Regions from separate parts of the Mus musculus genome. Here region 1 is linked to region 2. A link is a contact called in ENCODE Hi-C or POLR2A ChIA-PET data. All regions are on one chromosome and are shown on one strand. Each heading gives the region's core, a stretch centred on a gene start or an enhancer-like site at or near the end of the contact. The rest is flanking DNA. Distances are from core to core; before and after follow the strand shown.

The links. Hi-C counts contacts between places; a loop is a spot of excess contacts on that map. ChIA-PET counts read pairs that join two places held with the same protein, here RNA polymerase II (POLR2A).
Region 1: a map of heart shows a loop between it and region 2 (3-fold over the local background). The contact joins the promoter of Nt5c3 here to the promoter of Fkbp9 in region 2. A Hi-C loop is called at or near these places in 2 of 37 maps with a recorded cell type or tissue (both heart). POLR2A ChIA-PET finds 5 or more read pairs at or near these places in 3 of 5 experiments (Patski and embryonic stem cell).

The regions. Positions count from the first base shown.
Region 1 is chr6:56,920,394-56,925,206 of GRCm38, reverse strand. Nt5c3 (5'-nucleotidase, cytosolic III) reads left to right here and starts at 1,275. Exons shown (of 9, transcript NM_026004.3): 1 at 1,275-1,535. The coding sequence starts at 1,398. It also overlaps a transcript of Vmn1r4 not described here.
Region 2 is chr6:56,829,061-56,833,579 of GRCm38, reverse strand. Fkbp9 (FK506 binding protein 9) reads right to left here and starts at 1,521. Exons shown (of 10, transcript NM_012056.2): 1 at 1,153-1,521. The coding sequence starts at 1,373.

The DNA of each region.
Region 1 (4,813 bases), core at 26-2,525, 92 kb before region 2:
CTCTAGTGTAGAAGAAATACACATTTAAACAGAGAGAGAGAGACAGAAACAGAGAGAGACAGAGACAGAGATTGTTGAGATTGTCATTAGTAAATGTATCAGGTCAAGAGCTTCTCCAAACAGAATTGTTGAACTTGAGGGTTGGTAATAGGCACCCTATCGCTGAGCTCACACCTTTATCCCCTGGAAAGATTTTCATCTGCACAAGGCAACCTTTAGTCACCATACATTTCCCCTCCTGCAGACTCCAACTTGCTCAAGAATGTCAAATATAATACATATTCCTTTCAGTAATTTAGGTGGTATATTTCAGCCTCAATTTTTGGCCATTTCGTTAAGGCTTTGACCCATGGCCCTGGTTAATCAGCCACTGTACTCCGAGCAATCCTCCTGCCTGAGGATCCTACATGCAGGAATCAGAAGCATGCTCCATCATGACCAGCTTGAGTCTCATATTTCTGTGGAACTTCTGTTTGCACAATGAATTGTTCTACTCAAGATAATGTCTATGTCAATTTGCTTTAGACCAGCTAATAAAAACCTAAAACAGAAAAATAATTCTTTCTCTCCCACGGCTTTTCATTCTTAACTTCCTTCGGTTGCATATATCAGGCAGAGAGAGACAGTCTCGCCAAGCAGCAGCCCAAACCTCACAGAATCGGGGGCGACTCTCCTGAGATTCTCTCTTGCACCTCATCACACCCCACCCACTCAGCGAGAAGCAGAGTAAACTACATGAATCCCTTGAAATATACTAAGCAAGAGAGAACAACGTTAAGTTTCTCTGCACACGCTCCTAAGGAAAGTAAGCTAAAGTTGTAGGTAGACTGTGACTGAAAAGCCCAACAGCTGACAGATCTCCCAAAAACGACTATATCTAGGCCTTCCAACCCAGGATGCTACTGCGCAGGTCAGACGCAGCGCCGCTGAGCCTGCTGGGTGTCGTAGTCCATGAAGGCTAGGACGAGGCACAGTTTCTGAGTGGGTGGCGGGTGAATTTTCTCACACTGGGGCAAGACTTTGTTTTCTCGATGTTTCTGGTGCGATCTTACTGTGGACTATAGGCACAGCATAGCATCCGGGTCACCAGGATTCTGGGTTACAGATGCACTACTTGCATTTAGTAGCTAATTACAGTTGTTTCCTTCCGGGTCCTTGCGGCGTTTCCTGAAGTCAGGGTCAGAGGAAGTCCCGCCCCCACTATAAGGGCGGGATTCCGGACGCGGACCTCTTAGTCTCCGCCCCGTCGTCCCCGCCCCTCACCTCTTCTGGGCGGGGCCTCCTCGGTTTCCCCCGCGCGGGGCGGGGCTCCGGGGAAGTGTGCGGCTTGCGGCCGCGCCCCTGGGCTCGTACCCGCGGATCCCGGGCTTCCGCGCCGAGAGCACGCGGGCCTGTCAATGGACCGCGCGGCCGTGGCGCGAGTGGGCGCGGTGGCGAGCGCCAGTGTGTGCGCGGTGGTAGCAGGCGTGGTGCTGGCCCAGTACATATTCACCTTGAAGAGAAAAACGGGCCGCAAGACCAAGATCATCGAAATGGTGAGTGCGGGAGCATCGGCTCGCGCGCGAGCAGCCCAAGTGGCGTGGGCCGGCCGCGGCCCTGCGAGGGCAGCCTGCACGCGTGCTGATGCTTGACAGCGTTTGTTTCAAAGAGTGGAGAGAATAGATGCTCGGAGATAACTACCTCTTGCTGCAAAACCCGTTTCTCCAGAGCTAATCTCCAGTTGGCAACCGCCTCCAAGACGTGCAGCTAATCCGATAGTCTCTTGTCCAGGAGTCGGTTGGTTGGTTGGTTGGTTGGTTGGTTTGTTTGTTTGTTTTACATCATCGGGGCTGCCTTGGCTTACGTTATGAAAAGAGCATTTTCAGTGTTTTTTTAGAAATGCCAATATTGAAACAGCTCGATTATTTGAATGTTCTTCCTTGTTTTATGTTCCAAGAAGTATTCATGTGTCAGTCCCCCAAAACTCTTTCCTAAATCCTAGAAATGTACTTTTAAGAGTTAATTGCAGTCTCGTTTAAATTGTTTGTCTCAAGAATTCCATTTGAGGTTTGTTTTAAGGCGATTTGTTGATCCCAGAATGTCTGTTTCATTTAGGGTTGTTTTGATGTTACTGTTGTTCCATCTGACTTGAGCATGCATGGTGAGTGTGACTTACTTACTGGAGTACAAGTGAGCATCCAGAACTAAAATATAAAGTTGAGAAACTATTTCTATTGAAACTAATATTTTAAGTGAATTCCTTTATTCCTGGGTTATTTTCTTTATATACCTCTGGTTGCAAACATTTTGTGTGAGAAGTTTTGCCTCCCTCCCTGTCTAGCGAATTTACATGGCTTTATTTTGTTCCATACTCAAATTTTATAATTTTCCATCAGTGGGAAAAAGCTGATTTCGCTGTCTTTCTCTATGTACTTAAACAGTGGGCTGATTTTTCCACGAAATCTTAAGGAAGAGTTTTACTTTCATTGTATAAAGTACTAAGGGACCAATAATGCCAAATATTTTTTGTTTGTACTGTACAAGTCAGTCTTTATATGCATTGTTTTAAACTATGCGTCAGACCCCCTAATAGTTTTTCAGTAGAAGATGTAAAAGAGTTTAATATTTTTACTTTTATAGTTTTAGCTGATTGTTCCTTTAGATGGGAGAAATATTTGGATGACCTGAAATATATATTCCGGCCCTTGTTCTCTCTCTTTATAAGTCATGTTTGGGGAGTCCTCTGTACCTGTCTCCACCCTCTTCCTTCATAGAATGTGTACAAACCCAAGGATACCCACTGAACATTGCTGTTCTGATCACAGATGGTATATAACTACCTAACCAAGGTAGGCTAGGAAAAAATGACACCAGTTGCGTTCTGGGTGATGGTGTTTCTCTTGCCTCAGCCATCTCAGTGCAAGATTACATTCCTGAGTTACCCTGGCCATCAGGACATTTTTAATTGAAAGGCATTAGGGATTTGCTAGTGAGCTATGCATGCCATAGTGGAAATGTCCAGTAATGTGGCAAACTAGATTCCCAGAGAAAACCAATCAAAAGGTACACTAGAAGTATTCAGAGAGATAAGACAAGCCATTTAGTGAAGTTGGCTGGCACTTTACAATTTAATTATCCTGGTGTGTACTCCCTGAATCTGTTTTAACGTCTACCCGTACTTACACACATGGTCTATACTGGTATAGACCCCAGGGCTTTACACCTGCTAGACAACCATACCTGCTTCGTCAGTGCCCTCCTAGCCCATCCCCTTTTAAGGCAAGGTCTTTCTGTAGTGAGAAATCTGGAGTTCTGGCTTCTTTAAAAAACATAGAAATACTATAAAAATATGTTTTCATTGTAAACCCAAGTGTGAGCTATGGGTCTGGTTCAGAGTGTCCACGGCAGCTGACTGTGGTTTGCCGCAGGCTCTAGTAGGGGTGCGCTTTTTTCAGCTGCAGATTGTTTCTGTGATGGAGTGACTTCTGGAATTCTGGGGACTTTTCAGAGGGTATATAAATGTGAAGGCCCAGAGAGGCAGGGTGGGTTGTTGTTAGGTTGTTGTTGATTGGCTGTTGGTTGCTGTGGGTCGCTGTTTGTTAAATATTTGGCGAGAAGAAGAAATTAGATATCCTGATGGTGAAGATCAAACTTGCCCCTAGGAACTCAACACCCCTAATCAACAGGATGCAGTCTAAGGATAACTTGTCCCCCTTCTGGCCCCTGACTTCATTCTGGGATCTCTTTCCTTTCCTCTCTATCCTTTTTTTCTCTCTTATCTGATGTTAGGGAGTAAGGGTAGAAGAAAAAGGATGGAGAAGGGTGAAAAAGAGAAGAGCCCACAAAGTATCCAGGAATAGCTACATCTTTCTGAATCCTGTGTCCATGCCTTGAATTCGCCATCCTTCCTGTGTTAGGATGGCAGCCATGTGCCACCACAATCAGCTCCAGATTTCTCTTTATCGCATCTACAGTCTCTTAAGATTACTGATTAATTTGTCATAATCAAACCCTTTCTCTAAGAGTTTTATTTTAGAACAATATGGATTTACCGTAGTATGAACGAGTGCTCTCATATATCACACACCAGTTTCCCTTGTCATTAATATCTTGTGTGACTCATTTGTATTGATACATTATTAAATGCACTGCCACCCTTTTCAGATTTCCTTCACGTTTACTTATGTCCCAGGAGTTTCTCTTGGGTATCACAACACACTTAGTCATCCTGGCTCCTTGTTGTGGCCTTCACAGTACTTCTGAGTACTGTGCAGCTCCTTATCTTACCCCACTCTGGTCCAGAGATTAAACCCAGGGCCTCTTCACAAGTGTTCTACCCGAGACTCACACCCCAGCCTCCTTATCTTGTCTTCACTGGGCATGTTCTCAAACTTCACTTGTTTGAAGTTTTGGTATTTTGTAGAATGGCCTTGGTTGCGTTTATCAGGAGCTTTTCTCACGATCGTCTAGAGTTTCTCGGAGGATGACTAGTGTGAAGTGTTACTTTCATCACACAGCAAGGGTGCACGCTGTCATCCTAACCTCTAATTTGTAAGCTCTGCTTGAAGAATATTTGTCAGCATTCTCCACGGTCAGTTATTTTCTGTCTCCTCCTCCATCCTGTGCCCTTTGGAATGAAGTTAGCGGAAGAAGTTTGCCTTTACAGTACGGAGTTACAGTTCAGTGCTTGTGGTTAAAGTGACTACAAGAACTGTTTGGGATTATTCTGTTCTGGAAGCTTGTCTATCCTCCCTTATTTACATATCAGTACGGGCTCATAGATATTTATTTGGAGTCATAGTTCAGTACTACTTTATCTGTTGCTAATATTGAT
Region 2 (4,519 bases), core at 272-2,771:
TGTGGAGATTAGAGTACAATTTGTGGGAGTCATTTTTCTCCTTTGGCGATGAGAGTACCAGGGACTGACTAGATGATCAAGCTTGTCAGCGAGTGCCTTAACCACAGAGCCATCTCATGAGCCCTATACATTCTAGGAGAACTACATAGCAGGGGAATACCTCAATTAAGGTGGGTTGGTATAAAAACTACAACTGAAACAATGGTATGACTAGGACTGAGGATATAGCTCAAAAATACAGAGCTTGCCTAGAATGTACAGTCCTGGGTTCAATCTCCCTGTGCACCCCCCAAAATAATTACCACTAAGGAGGACTAACCATATCTAAGCCTTTGCTTTGTGCCACATAGTACTGACAACCTTAAATGTTTTTACATACTCATGTGTGGCTGCTTATATTGTACATAATAAGCCCATTCAGGCACAACAGTTCCCTGTCTAATGGAGTGCTTCACCACAAGGACACAGCCCAGGGTTAGAAACAGCAGCCTGAAGAAAGGGGCAAGGCTGAAATGAGCTGAAAACTTAAGTTACATGAGCAAGCCCAGGCCATCTCTCCCACAGTTTTTGTAAAGCCAGAAGGGGAGGGCACAGGAGTTGCACACAGGCACAGCATTTGAATTCCCACAGCCTGAATCCAATATTTGCACAGGTCTCACTGGTCTTGGTTACTTAATTGGTAAAAAAAAAAAAAAAAAAAAAAAAAAAAAAAAAAAGTTTCTTCTTGTAACTCCCCAAAGATTTAAATGAGCTCGTGCATATATATATATATACCGTTGCCTAACACCTCAACAGTTCAGTACAGTGACTGCAATTATGGGACACCTACCTCCTCCTCCCACTAGTCAATGCTAAGGTTGGGTTGTCTAGACAATCCAGGGATGAAACCCAGAGACCAGTCAAGACGGACCACCAAGAAGGCGGGCGAGCATCACCCACTCTTGGAGGTCTCGCTGAGTGGCCATTTTACATGTCTGAAAAACGTGTTCCGCTGTGCGGGGCAGAGAGGAAAAGAGGAATTGTCCTGTCCGCAATCTTAAGGTCCCAACTATGGCTGAAGGCTCAGCACACCTCCAAACGCATGGGGAGGGCGGCGGAGGGGGTGGGGGCGGGCTGGTGGAGGTCCTTGGGGAGTGTGGGGGCACGGGGTACCTGGAGTCGAACTTCTGGCCGTCGAGGAAAGTCCCCACGTAGTGGTAGCGCACGAAGTCGCCACTGTGCACCGTGCGCGGACACTCATCAGGCACGAAGCTCTGCTGGATCTGAAGTTCCGAGCTCACAGCCAGGCCCAACACCGGGGCTGCCTGCCCGGTCACCCAGAGCAGCAGCAGGAGCAGCGACCGGCGCCGCCAGCCCCGGGCCCCTAATGCCATCGCGCGGCCTGGACTCCGGGGAGGCGAGGGGCAAGGCTGGGCGCGCCGCGGCGATGCAAACGTGGAAAGGTCTCCCGGCTAGCCCCGGGCCGCAGCGCCCGCCCCCCGCCGCCCGCGTCCGCCCCGTGCCGGGCCGAGGGGAGGAGCCGCGCCCAGCCCGAGGGGCGTCCACCGGCCTGGGAATTCCTCTGCCTTCCCCGCCTCCAGAAGCCGGGAGAGGATCGCTCTGACTGCCAGGCCCCGCGCCTGAGCACTGCGGATCCCAAGAGACGATATGGAGACTCCTACGTGGCAGCGGATCCAGTTTCCCCTTGCTGCTCTGGGAAAGGAAGGAAACTTAAGAGTCTTTTTTAAAAACTTAGTTACTGGGGGTGTACATACACAATAAACAGGCTGGAACTTCCCTCAGAATGTTTTTGAGTTGCTGTGAACTAATGTGGTCAGTGAATTAAGTTCCTAACACGTGACAGCTTGGCCAGCGCTCCAGATCCCACAAGCGACCCCTAGTTAAATGAATCCTCGATTTATTAAAGCTTTGGAGTATTAAAAGTAAATCAACAGAGCTTTCTCAATTTGTTTTGGGAAGCTACCAAATAATCCAGATACCAAAATCTACTAAAGACACCCACAAACGAGAAAAATAAGCAGTTGGCACCAAACAAGTTCTTTTTTTTTTTTTTTTTTTTTTTAGCAAAGATGCTAAATAAAACTTGAGCAAATGGAACACAACAGCTACCTGAGTGAGCTGGTTAACAAAGTATCAGAGACATCTGCAAAGTGAAGAGAAAACAAGATACTTTAAAAATTAGTATAGAGCCTATGATTAGAATCCAACGATCTAATAAGAAGCTATAGGTGGCCCTCAAAAAAAGGTTAGTGATCAGTTTTCCTACTTGGAAAAAAACAAAAACAAAAAACCTTGGAGTGTCCTAAGTTACAGAACAAGAGAGAGAGGAAAAAAGAAATCCGTGCTAACGTCACTTCAAGTTAAATCATCAAAGGAAAAGAAGAGAACAAAAAGGCGCTCCACGTTGCTTCCCTGGACCTTGAAAATCAATACCGCAATCTACTTTTAGAATCAAGCAACCTGAGAATCAATCAAAACCTTTCTTTACTCTCAGCTCCTAACTGCCGGGCCACCTTTCCAGGGCTCCCTTCCAGCTTTTCCCCAATAGTTTCAAGGCTGAATTTAAGTCTTCGTCCATTTTGAGTTGACCTTTGTATACAAGAGATGTGGTTCTAGTTTATCTAGCCTATGCATATTCAGTTCCCCAGCACCATTCATAGAAGACAAGGTCCTTTATCCAGTGGCCGTTCTTGCTGCCTTGTGGAAAAACCAGATGGTTGAGTATATGTGTGTGAGCTGTGGATTGAACTTTTGTCTTACAAATTCTTGATAAGTTACGTTAGCACGGGTTTCTTTTTTTCCTCTATCCTACGCAGAGCAAAGCCTTCTCAGAGTCTCAAGTAGGAAGGAGGACCTGGACTTAATACCCAGTAGCCATGTGGTAGCTCACAGCTGTCTGTAACTCCAGTTCCAGGGGAGCTGAGGTCTTTTTCTGTCTTCTGTGGGCATTGCAGATCCGGTACACAGATACAGTGGCAGGCAAAACATGCATACACCTAAAGGAAATATAAATAAAGATTATTTTTTTCAAAAGAAACACTTCAGGACATTGGTCTAAATGATGATTTTGATAAGACTCCAAAAGCATGGCAAAGAAAAGGAAAAGACACATAGGGTTATATTAAATCTAGAGTTGGCATTTAAACAAGCAACAGAAACAACAGAGGTCCCAGCCTCCAGAAGGGAGGATGCACTTGTATCCTGTGCAACCCATGAAGGATTCACTTTTAAGATATAAGAATCGTCACCTCCCCCAAAATCAACACTAAATATTCCAATTAAAGAATAGCCAAGGGGCCCGTAAAGTAGTTCAGTCCGTGACAACATCAATCTGCCTTACATGTGTGCAAGGCCCTGGATCCAAATCCCAGCTCACACTAAAAATCAGTAAATGCATAAATATGTGAGTAAGCAAATAGACATTTCTCGATAGGATAAATGAATGTGTTCATGTGTGTGTATTTTTTCCAAGGTTTTTATTTATGCTCAACAACACTAATTAAAGAAATACAAATCAAAACCATAATGAAGAGGCTGAAGGCAAGGCTCGGTGGTTAAGAGCACTTGCTGCTCTTCCAGAGGTCGCTGGATCCGTTCCCACCACCTACAAGGGAGCTCACAACCAACTGTAACTTCCATTCCAGAGGATCTGATACCATCTTATGGCCTCTGCAGGCACTATGCACACATATGGTGCACAGATATACATGCAGACCAAACAACCCTACACATAATTGTTTTCAATAAATAAAAATTGTAAAACCCTATACTAAGGTATCAGTTCAACTCAGTTAGGATGGCTGTCATCAAAAAGCCAAAAGCATGCTGTGAGGATATGGAGAGAAAAGCTTCCCACATTCTTAATAAAACTATAAATTATCATTGCTATTTTGGGAAATAGATTATTCAAAATCTAGAAGTAGAGTTAACATCTGAGGTGGGCCTGGTAGCACAAGCCTGTAATCAAGCTACCTCTGAGCCTGAAGCAGTCAGATTGGAAGCCCAGGGCCTGCTTGCGCTGCAGAATGAATCCAAGTCAGGGAACCTAGCAAGACGCTGTCTCATAACAATGAGTGAGAAAGAAGCTGAGAATATGGCTCAGTGTTTCAGCACTTGATCCAATATCCAGGACTACAGAAAGAAGAACAGGAAGTGCAGGGACTATCATGTGATCCAGTTATTCCATACTAAGTATATACCCCGAGGACCTGAAATCCCAGTCTCAGCGAGACACCTGCAGTAGCAAGTTTACTGCAACATGCTTTAGAAGGGTGAAATGAATCATCTGCAGAAACAAGGATGGGTCTTGGAAGCATTATATTAAGAAAATCAAGTCAGAGAAGACTAGATATCACGTGTGTTGACATGCAGTAATTAAAGAGTTCTTCTCAAAGTAAAAAATGTAGAAAATATATACAAAATCAGTCCAGGCCTAACCTGTCTTTTGATCCAATGCCCAGCAGAAAGAGAAAGAGACAGAAGAAGAAACAGAGGAGGAAGAGAAGAGGGAAGGGTATGG